2 separate regions of the Mus musculus genome follow, and region 2 is linked to region 1. The links are chromatin loops, found by intact Hi-C in ENCODE. Cell type or tissue: heart. All regions are shown on one strand. Each heading gives the region's core, and the rest is flanking DNA. Links, peaks and the distances in the headings are about the cores only. Region 1 holds the start of Gm40447. Region 2 overlaps Syne2 (spectrin repeat containing, nuclear envelope 2).

Region 1 (5,369 bases), core at 319-5,318:
CACTTCATGTTTATATGAAGTGCTGAGGATCAAAGCTAGGCAAGCAGGCTACCCACTGAACCACACCTCGAGCTCCGCCCACCAAGCCATTACGGGATGCATAGCAAATAGTCTAAGAACTTGGAAGGTCAGAGTGAACCTAGAATACAAGAAATGCCATGCAGATATAGTACGGCGAAAAAAGACAATAAAGCATGTATTTTCACAGTTTACTTGTGTCACCTCAATACTCGCAGAGAGGAGAGTGTGGATAGAATTAAAACCTACGTTTCCCGGAAACATGGATTAGCTGAACCCACTGTCGTCAAACTTTTAATCTTCGACCCTTACCATTTAATTTGGGCCATCAGTAGCGCACTAAGCAATCCAGATAAGATTCTGCAGCTACACAATATGCATGAGGCGGGACTTGCATGAAGTTAAATTTGATTGCGATAGAAACTCAGGCCACTGCCTCTTTGTGATTTAACAGTGAAGTGATGCGTTGGTGTCTGACTTCAAGAGTCTTAATACTATAACAGCGACTCGAAACGCGAGTGGGAGTCAGGTGATGTCATCCTGAGTTCACAGGATTGAGTAATTTGCTGGAAAATCCAACTGACACCTACAGGACAGATTCCCAGGGACCCACTTTCTCCTGAATGTCGTTGTTTGAGGCGGCTCTCCTCAGCCCATCCTGCAGGCTGGCACGCGCGGGGCGGGGGGGGGGGGGACAGGGAAATAGGGTGGGGGGTGTCACTTATCTGCATTGTTAAATAAGCACCTCCTTATCTTACCTCCGTAGGTGAGGTCGAGGTCTGGGCTTCCTGACACTCTTAAGAAGCCGATGAAAAGTCCATGTTTCTCTAAGGCTCCACCTGGGTTCAAGGACCGGATCGCGGTCGGCTCGCTGATTTGTAGATCTAGGCATCCACCCACCGTGAAGAAGTGAAACCCGCCTGAAAAGTGTTCTAGGAGAGTCGGCCTCCCCTTTGTCTCCAGCTGCGGGTAGGCACGGAGGCGGAGGCTCGTGAACCTGCGTTCGGAGTTAGTTCCTCACTCCCGCCACCTGCAAGGGTCTGTAAGGCGGAGGGAAAGTTGCGGTGGCCGCAGGGAGGCGGCTCCGCCCCCAGTGCGCTGCTCCGGGCGGCGGCGAGCGCGGGACTGGGCGGGCCGGGAGGGCGCGGGGCGTGGTCTGTAGCCTCCAGTCCAGAGCGGAGCGCGCTCGGCTGCGCCGCAAGCCTTCGGCCGCACGGAAGAGCGAGCGGGAGAGCGATCGAGGGGCGCCATCGAGGCAGCGAGGCGAGGGGGGCGCGGAGTAGGTCGGGTCGAACTCCGGCCCTCGCCTCCCGGCCGGGCAGACAACGGTGAGCGCAGCCGCGGGGGGCTCCGCGCCCTAAAGCGCCCTGCGAGAGCGGGAGGGCGGGGAAGAGGCGGGCACGAGCCCTGCGGAGTCCCCAGAGCCCAGCGGGGAGCCCGGGGGGCCCACGGGAGTCTCTGGATGCCCGGCTCCCAGCTGGGCCGTGGGAAACTTCACCCGGGAGGGGACAGCGGGGCGCGCGGGGCGCTGTAAACTTAGCGGCGGGCGGGGCACCCTGGGGATCGCGGCGAGCGCCAGCGATTGGCGTTGGTGTCCCGGGCTTCTTTGTGTCACCTCCGGGCCCGGCCCGCGGGTGCACCCAGCTCGGCCCCGGGACTCCCCACTGTCCCCCTATCCCGGTCCAGGCGGGCGCGCTCGGCTGATTGTTTGCATTCCTCGCGTCACGCCTGGGCGGGAAAGATTTCGAACCGGGTGTTAGAACACTGAAGCCGCGGCGCAGAGATTGCAAAACCACGGGCGGCGGGAGGCTAGCCCCGGGGACCGGAGAACCTGCAGCCGGGGCGCACACTGTGGACAGGACGCGGGACCCTTGCGTTGGAAGAGAAGAGGCGGGCGCGGCGGCCCTGAGTCTCGGCGGGCGGAGAGGGGGCGCTGGGACCGCGGGGATTATAATTCCATTTTGATCGCTTGCGGTCTTTGTTGTCTGTACAATTGCCTTTAGGGTCTGACGGTAGCACCTGGTCCTCCTTACGGTCTCTCTCTTGAGGTCTGAAAAGATGCCCAGTGTGGGAGGGGGCCCGTGGATTGCATCCAGGGCTGCTGGCCACAGGAGCCGCTGCCTGAGATGGAGGTGGAGAAGTCCAGTGTAACACTTGCCTTTGTGGACGCGCCTTATTTCCGAAAGTTGTTTTCCCCTCCCCTAGTGGAAGGGAGCGTCGGGACGGAGTGGCAGCAGGCGCGGTTGTGCACAGGCACCATGTAGTAGCTCGAGGCAAACCGGGGAGGCTCTCAGTAACCGTGGGACTTAACAAATGTTTGAAAAGTTTTATTTGAAGCAACTCCACCTGCTTCCCTAAAAGTTTCCATCCCCCAAAGCTCTTGCTGGAGGTAATTCTGTGGCTGAGCTCGAATGTTCGGGTGGGGGCACAGTTAAGCAGACCTGGCCTCCTCGCAGCTCCCGTTCCAGTAAACGCCATCATGGGAGAAGGAGCATTCGGTTTTTATGGCCTAGGATTTTTGACGTGTTTACACGCTTCAACGCATGACTGGGGCTCCAGTTTTCTTTCTGGAAAATTCTCAAGACTTCCAAAGGCTTTCCCTGCGGTGGCTACTGTGTGGCCTCTGTCCTGCCTGTCAGCTGCCTCCTCCTCTGCAACACCCCCCCCCCCACACACACACACTCGGGGTGGTGGGAACAGGTGTAATACACATAAAGTTTTATTAGTGAAGACGCTGGCGAAGATAAAAATGAGTAAACCTTGGAAGGGTTTTGGTCTTTGCCTACCTAGTTGAGTTAAAAAGCTTCTTCCATTTGGTTTTGTTTGGATACAGGGTCTCTGGTAATCAAGGATAGCCTTGAATTTGTTACATAATTGAACCTGGCTTTGAGCTCCTTATTCCAGCCCAGGTGCTGGAATTACAACTTTCAGCCACCAGTTCATGATTTAACAGCTTCTATTTGAATGTTTAAAAATCCCAAATTAAACCACTTTGGATCAACTTATCTGATACAGTAAGAGTCTCTCTCTTTAAAAAAAAAGAGTAAGTTTACCCACTTAGAAATGTTATTAGCGTTTCAATGGACTCGGGCTAATGGTGTTGCTGGATACTGCCTGTGTTTACAGGGCTGAGTCACAGGGGGTTGAGTCTTGTGTGCCCTCAGTAGCACCAGTGAAAGTTTACTGGAGGATTCAAAGCAGAATAGGTCCCATTCTAGCAACTGCCAGGGACGAAAAGCTACTTATCATTTATTGGCTGTGACTCATCATGTGTCTAAGTAGCGATTTCCAGTAATTTCACAAACATTCATATCTGCCAATAGGCTCTTGCAATGTGCCAACCACTGGGCTGGACACTGGGAGACCCAAATAATACAAGTGGTCATTCGTGAGGTGCTTATTGTGAATGTACGTATAGCCTGTGGTTATCTTGCTCATCCGTAAGTATTTATTGAGTATGCAGGTTGCATTGTGCTAGAGGTGAGGGCATTGGGGAGACTATAGAGTGCTAGGTGTGGGGACTCTAGAGTGGACAAGGCAGCTGGGGTCACTTCCTTTATATACTGGAGAAAGTAGGTGGAAAATAAAATACATTATCAAACTAACAGCTCGCTTTGTACTTTATTTGCTTATCTACTAAGGATTAAACTCGTGACTTCATTTACGTTCTCCCAGTGAGATATACCCCAGCCCCTTTCTATTTCATTTTGAGACCAGGATTTGTCAAGTGGCCGCAGGCTGGCTTTGAACTTGTTTGGGATCTCCCAGTGTGCTCCACTGTGTCCAGTTTAATCATGGTGTTTGAAGCGTAAAGTACATAACCTCATACTCCTGTTCTGAACCCTCTAACTGCCCTTCTGGGTCCCTCTGGTGGGCACAGACCTGCGGGGGGCTCCTGGAGCCACACCCCTTCCGGTTTCTGGTCCTTCATCCTTTTACCCATCCCATGTCACATCTGCTCTCTCCTCGCCTTGCCCAAGTGTCTTAGGTACAGCAGCTTTCTTGCTGCTAAGGGTCTTTGCTCTGCCTGAGATGTGGTCCCTTCACTGCTATCCTCATTGTAGCCTCCATCCATAGCTCAATGCGATTGTCTCAGTGACTCCCAGGTTTAAAAAATCACACCCTAGCAACTCCCATTCTTCCTTCATAAGTTTTGTCTCCATTGCACCTATGGCTGCCTAATGTATAATGCATCCCTCACTAATTTATAATTTGTTGTCTCGTACTAACACATTGCCCTCACCCCCCCCCCCCCCAACTCTCTCTGAGCCATCTTACCCACTTCTGTATCTTCTTTCTTTTTTGGAGACAGAGTCAGGTAGCCCAGGCTGACCTTGAGTTTGCTATGGAATTGTGGACAATCTTGAACCCATCTTCTTACTTTTACCTCCCAAGTGCTAACGACAGGCATGAGCCATGGAAACCTGCCTCACTACTGTGTGCTTAGGATCTAGAAGAGTGCCTGGTGTGCAGTAGGTTCCCCTTACTGTCATGTACTGTCATGTAGAAGGAAGTGAATGATGGGAGCTGAGTCGGACTAGCCAATGGGTCCTGGAAGGTGATAGTGGTACTTGAAAGGGGGAGGAAGGTAACCCACGGGTGGGATGAGAGATTGCGGAGTGGAGACCGGCTTGGAAGGGGATCATGCAGAGGCCCAGCATGTGCCGAGCCCTTGAGGCAGCAAAGAGCCTGGCTGCTGTGGATTTATGTGTCACTGTCATTAGGCACTCTACTACGAAGGGAGTATAGAAAGAAATGATGGATGTTGTGGTGTGAACAACTGTAACCCCAGCCAAGGTAAGAGGCTTGGCTGAGCAAGACTAAGACTCTATCCCAAAAAGTGAAAAGGAAACAAACGGGAGGAGAGGCACGAAAATTAAAATCAGGTGCAGCTCATGCAGGGTGCCATCTTGGAAGTCACGTGGACTCCCTGTCTGTGCTCTTTATTTGTCCCATTTTATGGTTCGAAAACTCTGGAATTGGGGGAAGATTGCGTATGTCAGAGCCTGGGGTAGGAGGCCTCTGACCTGAAGCTTCTGGGTTTCACTACTGCACCAAAGTCAAAGGATTGATCCCAGTGCTGATGGATCTGCCTGTGCAGTAGGAAGAAGGCCCGCTGCAGTGCTCAGTCCACAGTGACAGAAGTCAGCTTCCCGGACTGTGGGGTGTGGTGGGGGAGGGGAAGCGTCTGAGTCTGTCCAGGAGTAGGACAGGCCAACTGGGAAAACAGCAGAGCCGTTTTCTCTGCTGTAACTGTTATGAGAAATGTCAGGGAAGTGATACATTAGTTAAGAAGTAGTGCTGAGAGAAAATAGAGCTTATTCTTCAAGGCTTCACGGTGGGATGTTTAA
Region 2 (5,369 bases), core at 285-5,284, 53 kb after region 1:
GCTGGGGATATTATTTTAAAGTGTCACAACTGGGCCTCATTAACCTATGCCTCTGCCTCCATAAGAAATACATACTTGCTTTCTGCCATGATTATTGGCTCAGAGCTCCTAAGGCCCTCGCAATATCCTAAAGATGTCAGGGACATTTGTACTCCACTGTTTGTTTGTTTGTTTGTTTGTTTGTTTGTTTTGGCCCTGTTTCTGGTACAGAGCTCTCAAAACCCTTGGAATTTCCTGGATAACAGGATTCATTTTTTTTTTTTTAATTGTGTGTGTGTGTGTGTGCACATGCGCATGTACAAAGATCAGAAAATAACTTGTTCCAGTTCGTTCTCTCCTTCTACCATGTGAGACCCAAGGGTCCAACTCAGGTCATCAGACTTGGTGGCAGCTTGAGGAACCATCACTCTAGCCTGCATCTTTTGTTTTAATGAAGTGATTTTTGATAGACTCAAGTTGGTTATGAGAGAGAGAGAGAGAGAGAGAGAGAGAGATTGTGTTATCACTTTATGCCCATGTCTCGAAGTCACCAGTTGCCATAAACATTCTTGGGGAGGTTTGGCCTGGACATACATCTAGACACTGGAAGGCAGCACACTCCAGGGCTTATTTTAAAAAAGAAAAAAAGAAAAGAAAAAGAAAAAGAAATTAGGAAACACACAGGTTGGGATAACTTGACAAAAAGACCCTTATACAATGACAAGACTGTTTCTTGATTGTAATAGTGACTGTCTGTCACTCAGCAAATGTTTTGAGCATATTTTCAACATGTGGAGCTCTGGAAAGGGAAACACAAACACAGGGAAGTTTATTTAACCTTATAGGTTTTACCCAGAGCAGGAGAGAAACTGTGAAGCTTAAGGTTTGTAACTCCAGTAAACGGGCAACAGGGGATAATTTGAATACCTAGAAACAAGTGTTAGGCTTTATCCTTTAAAATGCACACACACATACACATAAAATCCTAATTAGCACACTGTTTCAGAACTTGGGTTTTTTAAAAAGATTTATTTATTATTATACATAAGTACACTGTAGCTATCTTTAGACGCACCCAGAAGAAAGCGTCAGATCTCATTATGGGTGGCTGTGAGCCACCATGTGGTTCCTGAGATTTGAACTCAGGACCTTCGGAAAAGCAGTCAGTGCTCTCACCCACTGAGCCATCTTGCCAGCCCCATAAGTTGTTTTTTTAAATGTATATTTATATTGTAAAATTATATTTTATTTATTTTCTTGAAACAGAATCTCATGTATTCTAGGCTGGCCTTAAACTCCATAGGTAGCTGAGGACACCCTTGAACTTCTGACTATCTTGCTTTCCTCCCCAGTGCTGGGATTTTAAGCGTGCAGTACCACATCTACTTTATGTAGTGCTGGGGCTTTGAGCATACTAGAGAAGCATTCAACCAGCTACAGCCTCAGACCAACTTGTTCTCTTTCCCTGAGGCAAACATCTTCAGTGCTATTCACACATCAGTGCTATTCTTTCTGTTGGGTGTATGTGTGTGTGTGTGTGTATGTAGGGGGGAAAGACATAGGGGCTGGAGTGAAGGTGTGGCTCAGTGGTAGAGTCATCCATGACGTCTTAGGTTCTATTTCCAACACTGAAACCACAGGGCCAAAGACGAAGAACAGGGATAACATGGGGGTTGAGCAGTGAGGCTGACTCGAAGCTAATCATACATCTATATGTGTGTGTGTGTGTGTGTGTGTGTGTGTGTGTGTGTGTATATATATATATATATATATGTCTTCTGTCTTTCTGTTGTCTTCTGTTCTTTCTGTATTTGGAAAGTTATAATTTGAAAGTTTTTCTTACAATGTAGCAGCTAGCCTTTTACTTTGAGGAGTGTGACTTTGCTACTTTGTCAAATTGAGCTGTCACCCTGACCCAGCTCAGAGTTACAGTAGGGTGTCTCAGTTGCCGGCTTGCCCAGATCAGACCGGTCTGTGAGCAGTTTTGTGGGGGCATTTTCCTGATTGTAGATTGATGTAGGAGGACCCAGCCCACTGTGGACGGAACCATGCCTAGACAGGGAATCTCAGCTTGCATAAGAAAGCTAAGCTGAGCAGACACCAAGAGAAAGCCAAGAAGCAGCCACCTTCTGTAGTTTTTAATCTTTGGTCTTCCCTTAAGTTCCTGCCTTGACCTTGTCAAAGATAGACTATGACCTGGAAATATAAGATGAAATAAGATATGTTGCTTTTGGTCATAGTGTTTATCACTGTTACAGAAGACAAAAACTAAACTAGCACAGTGCCTAAATCTTTGCCTTTTTAATTACCAGTGTAAGAAAATGAAGCTACCTCATCTTCATTAATTGAATCAACACTCATGGACTGCATGAATACTGACTGAGTGCTTCCTGCCTACTCAGTGCTCCTGTAAGAGCTGGGAACTCAGTAAACAGCTCAGCTGAGCCCTTCCCTATGAAGTTCCTGTTGCTTTCATGTTGGTCTAGAGAGCCCTCAGCAAGAGTTGCTGTTATCACCGAACAAAAAGGAGAGCTTTGGCCAAGCATGGTGGCAGCCTTTAATCCCAGCATCAGAGACAGAGGCAGGTGGAGCTCTGTAAGTTCAAGGCCAGCCTCTACCTAGTGAAGTCCAGGACAGCCACGACTTTATAACAGAAAGACCCTGTCTCAAAAGCAGGTGGGATTATTGAGGAGTAAAGTTAATTTTTAAGTTTTACATTTCTGATTTCCACTTGGGTTGTTTTGAAACACTTGTGACTTCAGATTGTACTGGCTGGGTTTGTGTGTCAACATGACACAAGCCAGTGTCATCAGAGAAAGGAGTCTTAGTTGAGGAAATGTCTCCATGAGATCCAGCTTTAAGACATTTTCTTAATTAGTGATCAGTGGAGGAGGACCCAGCCCATTGTAGGGGGTGCCATCCCGGGACTGGTGGTCCTGGATTCTATAAGAAAGCAGGCTGCACAAGCCATGAGGAGCAAGCCAGTGAGCAGCACTCCATGGCCTCTGCATCAGCTCCTGCCTCCAGGTTCCAGGCCTGCTTGAGTTCCTGTCCTGACCTCCTTTGCTGCTGAATTGTGATATAGAAACAGAAACCAAATAAGCCCTTTCCTCCCTAACTCGGTTTTGATCACGGTGTTTCATCACAGCAATAGAAACCCTGACTGAGACATAGATCTTAACCAAAAAAATTAAAACTTATGTTTTAACTCTGTGTCTGTGTGCGTGTGTCTGTGTAAATGATTTCAGGTGCCTATGGAGGTCAGAGATGTTGGATCTCCTGGCAGCTAGAGTTTCAGGAAGTTGTGAACAGTCTCATTGTAGGTGCTGGGAACCAAACTCAGGTCCTCTACAAGAATAGTCTTGAAGAATACTGCTAATGCCCCCCCCACCCCCACCCCCGCACATGCATGTGTACATATACACTCACACATATCCCAGGCCACAACACACATGTGCGTGTATAAAAGAAGTAGCTTAGAGAAACATTACTAGTGGAGAATGTTAGCCTAGGAACTTATAATTTATTCAGTAAGGAATTTCGAAATGATGGACAGATTTTAATGAGGGAATGAAAAATCCAAGTCCTGAGTGTGGGGCTGGATGCGGTAGTTCCGTTCAGTTGAGTTGATCGATTGCTCCAGGAGATGTGGCACTTTTGTCCTCGTGGCTCTTGGCTGAAGAGGACAGTTGTGTGATGCCTTGACCTTGGGGCACTGCTTTTGAACCTACTGTGAAGAGGACTTTCCATGTTAGCCTCTCAGGTGAACTTATGCAAGACATTGGGACTTTTCTGAGACCCAGGAGCCATGGTAGCTCTGTAATGAGCTAATTTGTAAGGAACTTTAAATCTATACCCTGAAGTTTTTCCTAATTTGTTTTCAGTTCAATTCCCTCCCAGCTAAGTGGATGCTGTTGCCAGCTCTCACAAGGCTGACTGAATTGGAGCAAACCGTGGGGTGACGTGTATTTTCATGGTAATGCGACCAAGAGAAAAATCTTTGCCTCCCTTCTCATCCAGCCAAGTAGTTTTGAAGAATGATAATGACGGAGGCTTACATTAATGTTGACGTGGGTCACATATGTCCCTTATTTGTCTCCAAAATCAAGTTCCATTTCTTAGCATTTTCCACAGAAACTCACCATTGTATTACGTCATTCTAGTAGTCCTTTCATTTCTTCTCCCTTCCCCCACCCCTGCCATCTGCTGTTTAAAAGGTCCTATTCTCTAGGTGCAGTTCTAAGAAGGTTTTTATTAAGTTGCGGTAAGCACGTGGCTCTTAATTATTAGTTCCCCCCATGGGTCAGCCTTTAAAAGAACAAAAGGTTACTAAGTCTCCTGGCTCAGGGTGAGCCGCTTGGCTCTAGTTCCTGCAGAATTAGCTGTACTACTGAGGGCAAGGCAGGATGAAAACCTGTGAGATCTGGGGTAAGGGATGGGTGGCATGGAGCATCTGCAGAGGTGTTTTGTGTACCTGCGATGGCTTTGAGTAAAGGGTCCTTGTGTTTAAAGGGCTCTGATTTCCCTGTTGAAGAGAGTTGTTCTCTTGTTTGGACAGTAAGTTTTACAAAGCCTCAGAGGGTGTTCCAAGCCCCTTTTTTTCTGGAGGCTCCTTTGTGCATTGCTTCTGTGTGTGTGTATGTGGGGGGGGGGGTCCCCCCCCCCCCCTTGGGGTAGCGCTGACTGCTCCTTTTTCTACCAGTCCCCCCTCCCCCCTCCATTTCTGTGGCGTTGAAACAAATCAGGCCAGCGATAACCAGGTTTCTTTGTAACAGTTTGACTGTTTTAATTCACGTTTGTGCTTCTAGGTCAGGGGTTATTCCTTGCTGAACCTTCGATTAGACAAGCTGCTCTGATTTCAACCATCTAATGAAAACCCCGATTTTGGTGTCTGTTTTCCCACCCTGGGAAAGCTCAGAGACCCCAGGGTACTCAGCCTCAAGACTTGTTTTGTCTAGTGTTAAGTGAACATGAAATGAAAGCTCCTCTTCTCGGAGTGGAGATCAAATGACTGAGATTTACAGATGAACCCAGGGCACTAAAACTCCGGAGGCTGGGGATGCACTTGCTGAAGCTGGTTCTGTGCCACGTTCCTCCATCAGGGTTATTTAATGTGCATCCCCTTCTTTCTCCGCCCCTGCACCTTCCCCCAGAGTTAGGCAGCATCTTTCTGGATGCAGTAATGTTCTTGCGTGGTGATTCCTTTTCCGTATGTTATCTCCTGAATGTTATCTCTCTCTGTTGGTCCCTTGGGGGATAAACAAGAAGGTTGATATTTGTTGTTATAGTTGTTATTTTTTTTTAATTTTATTTTGAACTTTTATTTTATAGTTATGGAGGACAGATCTCTTCTTGCTTGGGAAGTGTACATTGTGTGCATGTAATTTGAT

What was found. A loop is a pair of places that touch in the nucleus more often than their neighbours do. Peaks named below come from ENCODE experiments on the same cell type or tissue, not always from the same donor. Only the 100,000 strongest peaks of a DNase experiment are listed, where the experiment ranks them.
Region 2: it touches region 1 in a loop (1.9-fold over the local background); 7 of 42 quality-filtered maps call a loop at or near these places.

What each region holds. Positions count from the first base shown.
Region 1 is chr12:75,817,133-75,822,501 of GRCm38, forward strand. Gm40447 reads right to left here and starts at 2,496. Exons shown (of 7, transcript XM_011244246.1): 1 at 2,365-2,496; 2 at 777-2,219. The coding sequence starts at 2,496. The coding sequence ends at 951. It overlaps Syne2 (spectrin repeat containing, nuclear envelope 2), which reads left to right and starts at 1,186. Exons shown (of 116, transcript NM_001005510.2): 1 at 1,186-1,346. In heart, for the core only: CTCF peaks have their summits at 1,104, 1,309 and 2,240; DNase peaks (open chromatin) are centred at 1,139, 1,429, 1,559, 2,169 and 1 weaker place; H3K4me3 peaks cover 2,584 bases; H3K27ac peaks cover 2,612 bases.
Region 2 is chr12:75,869,791-75,875,159 of GRCm38, forward strand. The region is part of intron 2 of Syne2 (spectrin repeat containing, nuclear envelope 2); the gene reads left to right. Among named protein-coding and RNA genes, the nearest start is that of Mir5101, 37 kb to the right of the region's middle. In heart, for the core only: no CTCF peak of the experiment used is centred there; no DNase peak of the experiment used is centred there; H3K27ac peaks cover 334 bases.